Linked DNA regions of Homo sapiens: region 2 is linked to region 1. A link is an interaction called in ENCODE POLR2A ChIA-PET data of the cell type or tissue named here. Cell type or tissue: CD4-positive, alpha-beta T cell. All regions are shown on one strand. Each heading gives the region's core, and the rest is flanking DNA. Links, peaks and the distances in the headings are about the cores only. Region 1 overlaps INPP4A (inositol polyphosphate-4-phosphatase type I A). Region 2 holds the start of LINC02611 (long intergenic non-protein coding RNA 2611).

What was found. ChIA-PET counts read pairs that join two places held together with the same protein. Peaks named below come from ENCODE experiments on the same cell type or tissue, not always from the same donor. Only the 100,000 strongest peaks of a DNase experiment are listed, where the experiment ranks them.
Region 2: POLR2A ChIA-PET joins it to region 1 with 13 read pairs; 4 of 35 experiments call an interaction of 5 or more read pairs at or near these places.

The regions. Positions count from the first base shown.
Region 1 is chr2:98,463,048-98,468,419 of GRCh38, forward strand. The region is part of intron 1 of INPP4A (inositol polyphosphate-4-phosphatase type I A); the gene reads left to right. Among named protein-coding and RNA genes, the nearest start is that of INPP4A, 21 kb to the left of the region's middle. RefSeq lists enhancers at 247-762, 949-998, 2,249-2,388, 2,399-2,708, 2,807-3,371. In CD4-positive, alpha-beta T cell, for the core only: no CTCF peak of the experiment used is centred there; DNase peaks (open chromatin) are centred at 1,104, 1,594, 2,054, 2,874 and 2 weaker places; H3K4me3 peaks cover 3,475 bases; H3K27ac peaks cover 4,798 bases.
Region 2 is chr2:98,769,893-98,775,264 of GRCh38, forward strand. It overlaps LINC02611 (long intergenic non-protein coding RNA 2611), which reads right to left and starts at 2,006. Exons shown (of 4, transcript NR_126337.1): 1 at 1,727-2,006. RefSeq lists enhancers at 347-847, 848-1,348, 3,485-3,985, 3,986-4,486, 4,792-5,372. In CD4-positive, alpha-beta T cell, for the core only: no CTCF peak of the experiment used is centred there; DNase peaks (open chromatin) are centred at 109, 549, 1,179 and 1,959; H3K4me3 peaks cover 2,859 bases; H3K27ac peaks cover 4,861 bases.

The DNA of each region.
Region 1 (5,372 bases), core at 246-5,245:
GCCAGGCTGGTCTTGAACTCCTGACCTCAGATGATCTGCCCGCCTCGGCCTCCGAAAGTGCTGGGATTACAGACGTGAGCCACCGCGCCCAGCCCACAGACATTTTAAACTAACCTGTAGCATCCTGAGTGAGGCTTGTCAAAGCTGCTTTTGACCCCAGTTTCAGGTACATTGGCTCTGTTGGGCTTTCCTCTGCCTGGCCTATCAAGCGGCCAACTCAAGCTGCAGGTGCAAGGGCAGATGGTTCTGCAGGGACCTTAATGACAGCCAGGCCCAGGAACACACAGTGCTTGTGTGGAAGTCTACATTTCAGCTGTGATGGTGTCTCGCTGAGGCTGGTTCTGGCCATGCCCTCCCAGCATTTCAGCTGTTCCAACCAAGGTGCTCTACATCTCAGAGGGAAGGCAACGGCCTGGGCAGCACGTTGCACGTACATTTTGGAGTCATGTTGGTTGGTGGTCTTCAGTTTCTGAATCTGTGATATGGCATGGTCATTCATCACAGGCGAGGTGATGCAAAGTTACCAACTGGGAGCACACCTGCCCCTTCTCATTCACTCACGCAGCAGGTAGTTTTCAGGCACAAAGGAATTGACTTGTGGAGCTGGCCCTGGGGTCTGTCTGTAGGAGAGCAGGAAGTAGTAGCCACCTGCGGAGGGCTCACAGGCATGTGCCTGCGAGACTGCTTACAAGCCCCTGTGCGGGATTTAGGGCAGACCAGAGCCATGAGCGTCCATGGTCAAGTGAAGGTCTGGTAGGTGTGAGCTGTTAGCCCTAGGGTCTGCTGCATGCGGTGCCAGGGGCTGAGGAATGCTGAGGCAGCTTTTCCTCCAGTCTCTGCTCGCTCCGTGCACAGCCCTTGTCTCCTGCCTGATAGTGGTCAGTAGTCAGTTGGCTTAGGGTACACGGTCTCCACCCAGTGAACCTGGCGCTGGCAGAAGCTTGTAGAAGAATGGGTGCAAAAAAGATATCTCAGAGGGCCTGCAGATGGCTGTTTTTAGGAAGTGAATAGGCTTCTTCTTTTTCTTCATTTTTTCTTTAAGATACTCTTGAGGTTTTGAGGCTCCACCCTGAGCTCTTTGTGGCTGAGGGCTGCTGTGGCTTGATGAAGGGGACAGTCTTCAAATCTTGCACAGGCTGGGGAAGGTTGGGACAGCACAGCCCTGAGTCTCGAACAAAATGGGGCAGAGGGGAGGGCAGGAGAGCCGTCAGATTCATGGGGCCACATCCTCGCAGCAACCCAGGGGAAGCTGAGGCCCCAGGGTCTGCATGATGGAGGCCGAGCACGACGGAGGAAGTGGAATTATTGCACATGGTGGGTTTCGACACTTGGGACTCGCTCCTCAAAGAGGAAAATCGAGAGTGGGGGTGCACAGAGCAAGGGCTGAAGAAACAAAAAGCAGGGGGTTTAGGGGAGAGATAAACCTCTTTGCATGAGTCAAGCTGAAAAGCAGTTTGGAAGGTCAAGTGCTAGCCAGTGTCTTTTTTTGCCTGCCCAGCCTCTTCTTCTGCCATGTCTGCCCTGACAGGGGCAGAGTTCTCAGTTCCCATGTCAGAACTCGGCACCAGCTTCTCTGTTGACAGTTGCAAGGCCTGTGGCTGAGAGAAGTACTTGTGCTGTGTTTCTGCAAGGTAAGATGGCCCTGATCACAGCTCATGATGCCTGAGATCAGGAGGGTCTGCTCCATGAGATATCAGCAGAGGCCATCCTGTGAAATATTTTAACTAATTGAACTGAATGTTGAAGACAAGGCCTGTGGCAGTGTTGTATTTATATGTGACAAGCCGAGAGTCCTTGGACAACCTTGGAAACTCCTTTTTAGGACAGAATCAACTGAGACGATACACACGAAGGAGCTTTTGTGAGCAGAGTACAGAGCTCGTTATTGCAGTACAAGGTTGTAGGTTTTCACACAGCTTTTGAGGATGGGTTGGTGGCCCAGGGAGGATGTCAGGAACTGTCCTTCACTAATGGGGATTCTCGAGTTCCTACCACGTGCCAGATAGCGTGCTGATTGCTTTGTATCCACTTCCCTTTTAATCCCTTGTATTAGCTTCCTGTGGTTGCTGTAACAAACTCGGTGGCTTAAAGCGAAAGGAACTTATTCTCTCACTGTTCTGGCCTCCAGAATCACTGGGCTGAATCAAGCTGTGGGCAAGGCCATGTTCCCTCCAGTAGCTTAGGGCGGAATCCATTCTGTGGCTGCTGGCTTGCCTCGGCTGCCGGCCCCTTCCTCATCTTCACACCAGCAGGGTAACATCTTCTCTCCGTGACTCCGCTTCTCTCTGCTTCTGTCACACGGCCCTCTCTTCTCTCCGAAATCTCCTGCCTTCATATAAGGACATTTGTGATGGCATTTGGGGCCTACCAGTGTAATCTAGGATAATCTCATCTCAAGATTCGAAACTTAATTGAGTCTGCAAATCCTTTGCTGTATAAGGTAACATTAATAGGTTCCAAGGATTTGAACGTGAACCTCTTTTGCAGGGGGCATTATTTGACCTGCCATACCTCACAGCAGCCTGATGAGGACCATACTGTCCCACATACAGTGGGCTTAATGAGGAAGCTGAGGCTTGGGGAGGCCTAGGGGTGGCCATGGTCCTTTCCTCTCCCAGACTCTGGGGTAGCTGACTCTGGGGTCATTTTGTCATGTTGCTGGGCACTCACTTGGTGAACAGATAATCCCCTGTCATTTTACTATGTTGTTACATGGGTTTGAAAAAAGAGTTTTTCAACTCTCTGGCTGAGCCCCTGTTCCTGTGAGGGCCTGTGGTTTTTCCTCCCGGCTCCACCCTGGTTTCGGCGCAGTACTTGAGCAGACGGTGGCTTGGGTCTCACTCTAGCGCCCTCCCCCTTCCTCTCTGGCTGTGTGCCCAGGCTGGCCCTGCCCACCTTGCTCAGTCTCTGCTCCATCTGCCACAAGTCTCACTCCAGCCCTCCCCCCAGTAGCTTAGGAAGGGACCTTCTTGTTACGTTTTTTGTTTTGTTTTGTTTTTTGTTTTTTTGTTTTTTTGAGATGGAGTCTCACTCTGTTGCCCAGGCTGGAATGCAGTGGCGTGATCTCTGCTCACTGCAACCTCTGTCTCCTGGATTCAAGCGATTCTCCTGCCTCAGCCTCTTGAGTAGCTGGGACTACAGGCGTACGCCACCATGCACAGCTAATTTTTGTATTTTTAATAGAGATGGGGTTTCACCATGTTGGCCAGGTTGGTCTTGAACTCTTGACCTCAAGCAATCTGCCCGCCTTGGCCTTCCAAAGTGCTGGGATTACAGGCGTGAGCCACCGTGCCCGGCCTTGTTATGTTTTTTAAGCTAACCCTGTAGAGCACTCACTGTGCACCAGCACCTGTTGGCTCAAGGGGGTGACAGACATTCCCTATCACAGATTACAATGAGTCACCGGCATTTTTGGAATTTCACTAAGCGTCGTTGCTGTGCTGTGCCTCAGCATGCAGCACTTCATTTAATCCTCTGGACACCTTGAATGATAAGTGTCTGTCATCCCATTTTACCCGTGAGAGAATTGCGGCTCAGAGAAGTTGTCACCCAGCTGGTTGGTGGCAGAGGTTTCAGAGGTCTTTCTGTGCATAAAACCCTCACTTATGGTTATGCCAGGTAGGCCTTGGAGGGGATAGACCCATCGCCAAACTCACAGGAGAGAGAGGAGGGCACTCACAGGTGATGATGTCTATCTGTCTTCTTTCTGGTGGGGACCCAGAGTTTTATTTCCATCTCGTTTTCTTTATGAATGCTTGTCTCACACTTATGTATTTTTTGGGCAGTCCCTGAATAACTACACCAGGCTTCTGAATGCCGAGTTTCTTAGAGTAGCCGGGAAAGGGCCTTTTTCTTTTCCTCTTGGATGTTCTCTTAGTCTGTTTTGTGCTGCTATAAAAGAATACCTGAGGCTGGGTAGTTTTTAAAGAAAAGAGGTTTACTTGGCTCACAATTCTGATGGCTGGAAGGTTCAAGACTGGACATCTGCATCTGGTGAGGCCTCAGGCTGCTTCTACTCGTGGTGGAAGGTGAAGGGGAGCTGTCGTGTGCTGAGCTCACATGGCGAGAGAGGAAGGAAGGGAGCGGGTGGTGGTGGTGGTGTCCCAGGCTCTTTTCACAGCCAGCTCTTGTGGGAACCAACGGAGTGAGAACTCACGCACCCTCAAAGCGGGGGGTGGTTGGGGGAGGGCATTAATGTATACATGAGGGATCTGCCCCCATGACCCAAATACTTCCCATTAGGCCCCACTTCTGACATTCGGGATTAAATTTCAGTGTGGAGTTTGGAGGGGACAAACATTGTCCTCTTGTGCCTGTGCCACACTTGCCCCTCCGTCCCCCTCATCTGCTGATGATTCATCACACTGTTAACTTGGTCTCTACATCTGTTTAAACGCTTTCTCCTTTCCCCTATTATGTTGCTGTTAAGACTGTGAAGCTGTCAGCAATGTTAGCGACACCGTCCACATGTGGGGACAACAGGTCCAGTGAACCTAGCATCATCAGTGTCCTTTGCCCTTGGAACTGAGTGGAAATTATCTTCTCAGCCTCCATGGATTTAACTTCTGTGTTCTTGATGTGAAGCTTCTTTTCCTTAAGTTAGAGTTTTTGCATATACATCCCACACATACACTTGCATTTGATTTTCTTGTCTGTATATGCACACACAACACACACTTGATTTTCTTGCACCATAATAACGTTTTTCTGATTTTAAATTAGAAAAGGACAAATGAGTTGAATAGTTATCTATTAGTTATAGATAATTATCTATTATCTAATTATTATCTAGTTCTCTATTTAATAGTTATCTATTAGTTATTAACTGTCTAATAGTTATTTATTTCTTGGGAACTTAAGTACCAACTTAGTGGTAATTTTACATGAAATGAAATGTTCTCTGGGTTCCAGATAACTTATAAATGGGCTTTTAGAGTACAGCCTGTTGGTTGAACAGGCCGTAAGTTCAGCCTCATCTTTGTCGAGTTCCACAACTAAGTTTTACAATTATTTATGAATGATAGTGCTTAGCATACTTTCCAACTCAGTGAGACCATGAACTAATTGAATTTGTAATAACCCTGAGTAAATCTTAGTGGACTAATAGTAAAACTTTGAGGTTTTACAGTAAGAAAGTGAGATCCTTAGATATACCAATTTTAATGTCTCAGTAAAGAAAACAATTTTATTGATTGATTGATTGATTGAGACAGGGTCTTGCTCTGTTGTCTAGTCTGGAGTACAGCCATGTAATCATAGCTCATTGCAGCCTTGAACTCCTGGACTTAAGTGATCCTCCCACCTCAGGGTTCTGAGTAGTTGGGAGTACAGAAATGCCTTACCATGCCTAAATTTTATTTTTTATTTTTTTG
Region 2 (5,372 bases), core at 71-5,070, 310 kb after region 1:
CCAGCAGCTCTTTCCTTTGTCCTTCCAGCAGGTGTTATTAAGCAGGGATGACTTGACAGTTGCCGGGCTGGTCTCACCAGAACCAGGCAGATGCGCTTCGCCCGCGTTCCTGACTCCCCCTCCTTCCCGTCTCTTCTCTTTTCAAATGACGCCATTTATGCAAGAGGGGGCAAAAGGTGAAATGCAAACCCTTTGAGTTAGCCCTGATAAAATCTCCTCATTTCAAATCCTGCTGGCAAAGCCGCCTGCAGCCTCCCTCCGCGCCCCTCTGGTCGCTTGTTCTTCTACCCAATCCCTAGGGATCATGCCCATCAGGGTTCATCCTAGAGCTCCTGCTCTTCTCTACAGCACATTCTCATAGCCTTGGAAAATGCCTCTACTGACAACTCCCAACTTATATTCCACGCCAAGACCTTCCTCGGAGCCCCAGCCTCACACATGCCCACGCCCCTGCCCCCCGCCCCCCCCCCCCACCCCCGCCCCGAGGTCTTCTTGACATCTCTGCTTGGTGACGTGCAGGCTTCTCAATCTCCCTGCTCCTCCCTCCGCCTCAGTAAATGCTGGCCCAGGCTGCTCGCTTGCTCAAGACACAACCCCAAGAGGCGTCCTTGATGCTTCCTTTTCCCTCACTCCCCATATCCAACCCATCCATGAGTTCTTTCGGTTCCACCTTAAAAATACCCCTAGGGGCCGGGCGCGGTGGCTCACGCCTGTCATCCCAGCACTCTGGGAGGCCGAGGTGGGCGGATCATGAGGTCAGGAGATCGAGACCATCCTGGCTAACACGGTGAAACCCCATCTCTACCAAACACACACACACACACACACACACACACACACACACACACACACACGAAATTAGCCGGGCGTGGTGGTGGGCGCCTGTAGTCCCAGCTACTCAGGAGGCTGAGGCAGGAGAATGATGTGAACCTGGGAGGCGGAGCTTGCAGTGAGCCAGGATCGCGCCACCGCACTCCAGCCTGGGTGACAGAGCAAGACTCCGTCTCAAAAAAAAAAAAAAAAAAATACCCCTGGGGTCTGCCCACTTCCGTCCATCTTCCCGGTCATCACATGGGTCCTGTCACTGTCACCTCTGGCTGAGATTTGTGCAGTAGCCTCCCAGTGGATCTCCCACTGTCACTTTGCCTGCCCAACCAGCAGATAGAGTGATTTAGAAAGAATAAGTAGATCATGTAACGCCACTCCCAACCCCAGTCTGCACAAAGCTTTTCAGTGAGTTCCTGTCGCACTTAGAATAACACCCACGCTTCTTACTGCACAGAGACCCCGACTGAGCCGCCCCACCTGTCTGTGCAGCCCTGTCTTGACCTGTTCTTCCCTCTCCTATGACATTTCTGGCTGGATTGATCTCTAACGATCCCCTAGGACTTTATTTAATACTCTAAGTGAGATCTGGATCAGGCACCTCAGCATTACCTGGAGCTTGTTAGAAATCTCAAGCCCTCTCCAGACCTACTGAATCAGGAATCAGGATTTCAGCAAGATCCCTGGGTGATTCAAATGCAAATTAAGGCTTGAGAAGCTCTGCTGCAGCTCAGAGCACAGCAGGCCCTTTCCACCCCAGGGCCTTTGCACATGCTCCTCTTTCCCCGGTTCCTCATACAGCTTGCTCCTAGGATACCTCTGGAAATGGATGTGATGAACCATGGCTGCTTCTGGGGAGAGAAACAGGGAAGCTGGCATTGGGGATGGGAGGGAGAATTACCTTTTATTGTGTACTCTCATTCATCTTCAAACAAACAAGCCATTTTAACAGCTGTTTTTCAGCCTTCAGTTCTATTTACAGCCACTATGAAAAGTAACCTCCCTTCCTTCCTTGGTGTCACAGTGTCCTTTGTTTCCTCCATGGTGTTCATCGTAATTTGGTGATCGTGATGTTTCTTCGCTGATGTCTCACTTCTGCCATCAGCATGCAGGAAGTGAAGATGTTGTCTTGTTCACCCCCCTGCATCCACCAGCTTTAGATCCATGCTGCACACAGGAAGCTCTGAAATGCTGACAAAATGAGCTTCTCTGAAATCTTACATTCAGATGCTCCTCCCTGCCCCTTCCGTCCCTCCATGCAGTGCACCTACTAATTTGCTCCCACGACTCCTGTTTCATACCCGCGAGGGGCTCGTGTCCTGATGGCTCTGCTCTTATCTTCCAGCCTCCTTGGTTTGCATCTGTTCTGTGCTGCTTTCTTCTCTGGCTTCCACACACAGAGCAGTTGGCCTCACCTCAGTGTAACTGAGAGAAATGAAAGTCATCAGAGGCAACGCGCTCACTTCCCTGCCACAAAGCCCGCAAACCTGTCCACGTTTGCTGCTGTCTTTTTCTCCCTTCCATTTGCTAACGTGCCACTGCTCTCTTACTGAAAGTGCTCTGATCTCACTCCTCCAGTGGTGCTGGTAAACGTTTCACAACTGACTCTCTGGGAATAAAAAGGTCTGATTTGAGGAATTTGCTGGTTTCTGTGGTGTAAATACTCCCATCACAGCCAATTTCAAGCCACCAGTGAGATAACACGACACGCAGAGTTGGAAGAGATGCATAGACGTGAGTAATCACTCACATATAGCATTCTCACCACAGGGACACAATGGATGGACATTATCTCAGGGGAATAGCTATTGGTAGAAGGTAACAAACTAGGAAGAGATGAGTTTTCAGTATTTATTGCTTTGTCTCTATGTAACCTATTTAACTGTAAGTTTTCATCATTTAATTTTTAACACTGGCTGTGTTTGGCGCCTGGCTCAGAAAATTCCTGCAGATTTCACAGTCGGCTCTCCCGCCTGTGGTCGTGCCTTGCAGCCACTTTTCCACCCCTACACATTTCTCAATCACCACAGTCTGGCTTCCGCCCCACATGCCGAGGAACCTCTCCCACCTCCTTGTTGCTGACTTCCCTCTTACCTTCCTGGATCCCCAGGGGTACGGGACTCTGGGACAACCTACTCCTCCAGCTTCCACAGCCCTGCAGAGCCCGGCTTCTGCCTCTCCTCTGTCCATATGCTCCTGCTCTCTGTCCTTCCTCAATTCCTCTCCTTGATCCATCCCTTAGGGTTTCTGGCCTCAGCCCTGCCTCCCTTTGAGCTCTCTCTTGGCAACTTCAGCCGTCTCCCCGCCCAATGAACCTCTTCTCTCTGTGGGTGACACTCCATTCTCTATCCCCAGTCCCCTCCCAGGCTTTGGCCCACAGCAGGCCCTCACGGTGCATCATGACTTCAGTGAACACATGAAGGAACGGGTTGCTGAAACTATCCCTTGTCCCCTTCTCACTGGCCCCCAGTCCATCCTCCACATTTATCCAAAACCCATCTTTCTCAAATGCAAGTCTTAAGCACCACTTTTGAGCCTCTGGGAGACTGCTGCAGTGGCTCAGGGAGGCTGGGCTGGGGCCAGGCTGGGGCCAGGCTGGTGAGAGCAGAGGTGCACAGACCTGGATACATTTGTGGTGGCTTGTGGAGCGGAACCCACAGACAAGGGCACGCACCGAATGTGGAGGGTGTGTGGTGATTCCCAGGTGCCTGGCACAGGCATCCAGGCGGAGACAAAGCATTCACTGACACAGGGACTTTGAATCATTTCTGTTCTAACTTCTGACACCAAGTGTGTGGGTTTTTACCTCACACTAACCAGTTCTCCAGCTCTCCCGACACCAACTGGTTGTCCTACGATTCAATTCAGTTTTGACACCATCCATCAGCCTCAGGTCCTACAGGTTAAGAGCTCTGTCCTGCAAGGCTGCCCCCACTTCAGAGGCCAGTTGCAAGGCCTAGGCCTCCCAGACGTCTGACCAATGGACTACAAACTGGTGGTTCCCACAAACTGCTCCTCAGGTTTAGAACAGCTCACAGAACTCAGGAAAACATTTTACTTACACATACTGGTTTATGATTAGGATGTAACTCAGGGGCAGCAGAGAAGGACTGCCCTGGGCAAGGCATCGGGGTGACTGTTGCGGAGTGTCCAGGCTCTCTCTGGATGCGCCACCATCCCAGCACCTCCCTGTGCTCACCAGCCCGGAAGCTCTCCAGCCCTGTCCCTGAAGAGTTTTGTGGAGGTCACATCCCTTAGGCATGGTAGATTAAAACACTGGGCATTGGTATGTACCTCAACCTCCAGTCCTTCTCATCTCCTTGGAAGGGAGACGGGGGAGCTGAAAGTGCTAACCCTGTAGTCACGAGGTTGGTTCCTGTGGCAACCACTCCCACCTGAGGCTCTCTAGGAGCTCACTATAAACTCAGGTATGGTTAGAAGGGGCTCATCTTGAATAACAAAAGACATTCCTCTCACCCTCATCTCTTAGGAAATCCCAAGGCTTTTAGAGTTCTCGTGCCAGAACCAGGGTGGAGAATCAAATGTATCTCTTATGACAATGACACAGGGACTGTCATAGGAAGAGCAGATTTGTGTGCAGGGGAGGTGTCTAGATGTACAGGTGCCTACTGGACTTCCAGAGACCAGGGGAGGCACATGGCGTTCAGAACAGAGGTCTGGGAGGAAATAAAGGTGGGAGTTGTTAGCATACAGATGATAGCAATGTCACATAGATGAAAACAAAAATTTTCAGCAAGTTTTCATGGATTTTAGAATAAATTCTAAATGCCTAAGCATGGTCTCCAACAATGCCCCCGCCCCTCAGCTTGCCCTTGCTCTTGGTTTGGGTCTCAGCGCCGGCTCCCCTCCTCCACCCTCCCTTGCCCCTCCCCTTCATCCACTTCCTGCAAGATGGTGGATGCCATACCTGCCTTGGGTGGTTCGGGCTTCAATACTGAAATACCATAGACTGTGTGGCCTATAAACAACATGCTTATTTTTCACACTTCTGGAGGTCTGGAAGTTCATGATTAAGGGGCAGATTTAGTGTCTGGTGAGGGCCCAATTTCTGGTTCATAGATGGTGACTTCTGTCTGTGTCCTCCCATGGTGGAAGGGGCGAGGGGGCTCCCTGGGGCCTCTTCTTGTAGGAACCTATCCCATTCATCAGGGCCCCACCCTCATGACCTAACCAGCTCTCAAACGCCCCACCTCCTAACACCAGCACACGGGTGTTAGGCTTCAACATAGGAATTTGGGGGGACATCAACATCCAGACCTCAGCAGGGCTTCTCCTGCTTACTCCAGCAGATCCTCTGGCGGTGGTGACCGCCATGTGCCCTGCATGGAAGGGCCGTTCTGTCTCTGCCCCAGGACTTGCCCAACTCCTCTGCCCAGTGAGCTGACAGCCCACTGGGGGCAGAGACATCCTTGTCACTAGCCCCGTGTTTCCTCAGTGCTTACCCAGTGCCTGGCTCATGGTGGATGTTCAGTGAGCATGTGTCAGAAGAAGACATTATGCTGTGAGCTCTCTGAAGCTTGTGAGCT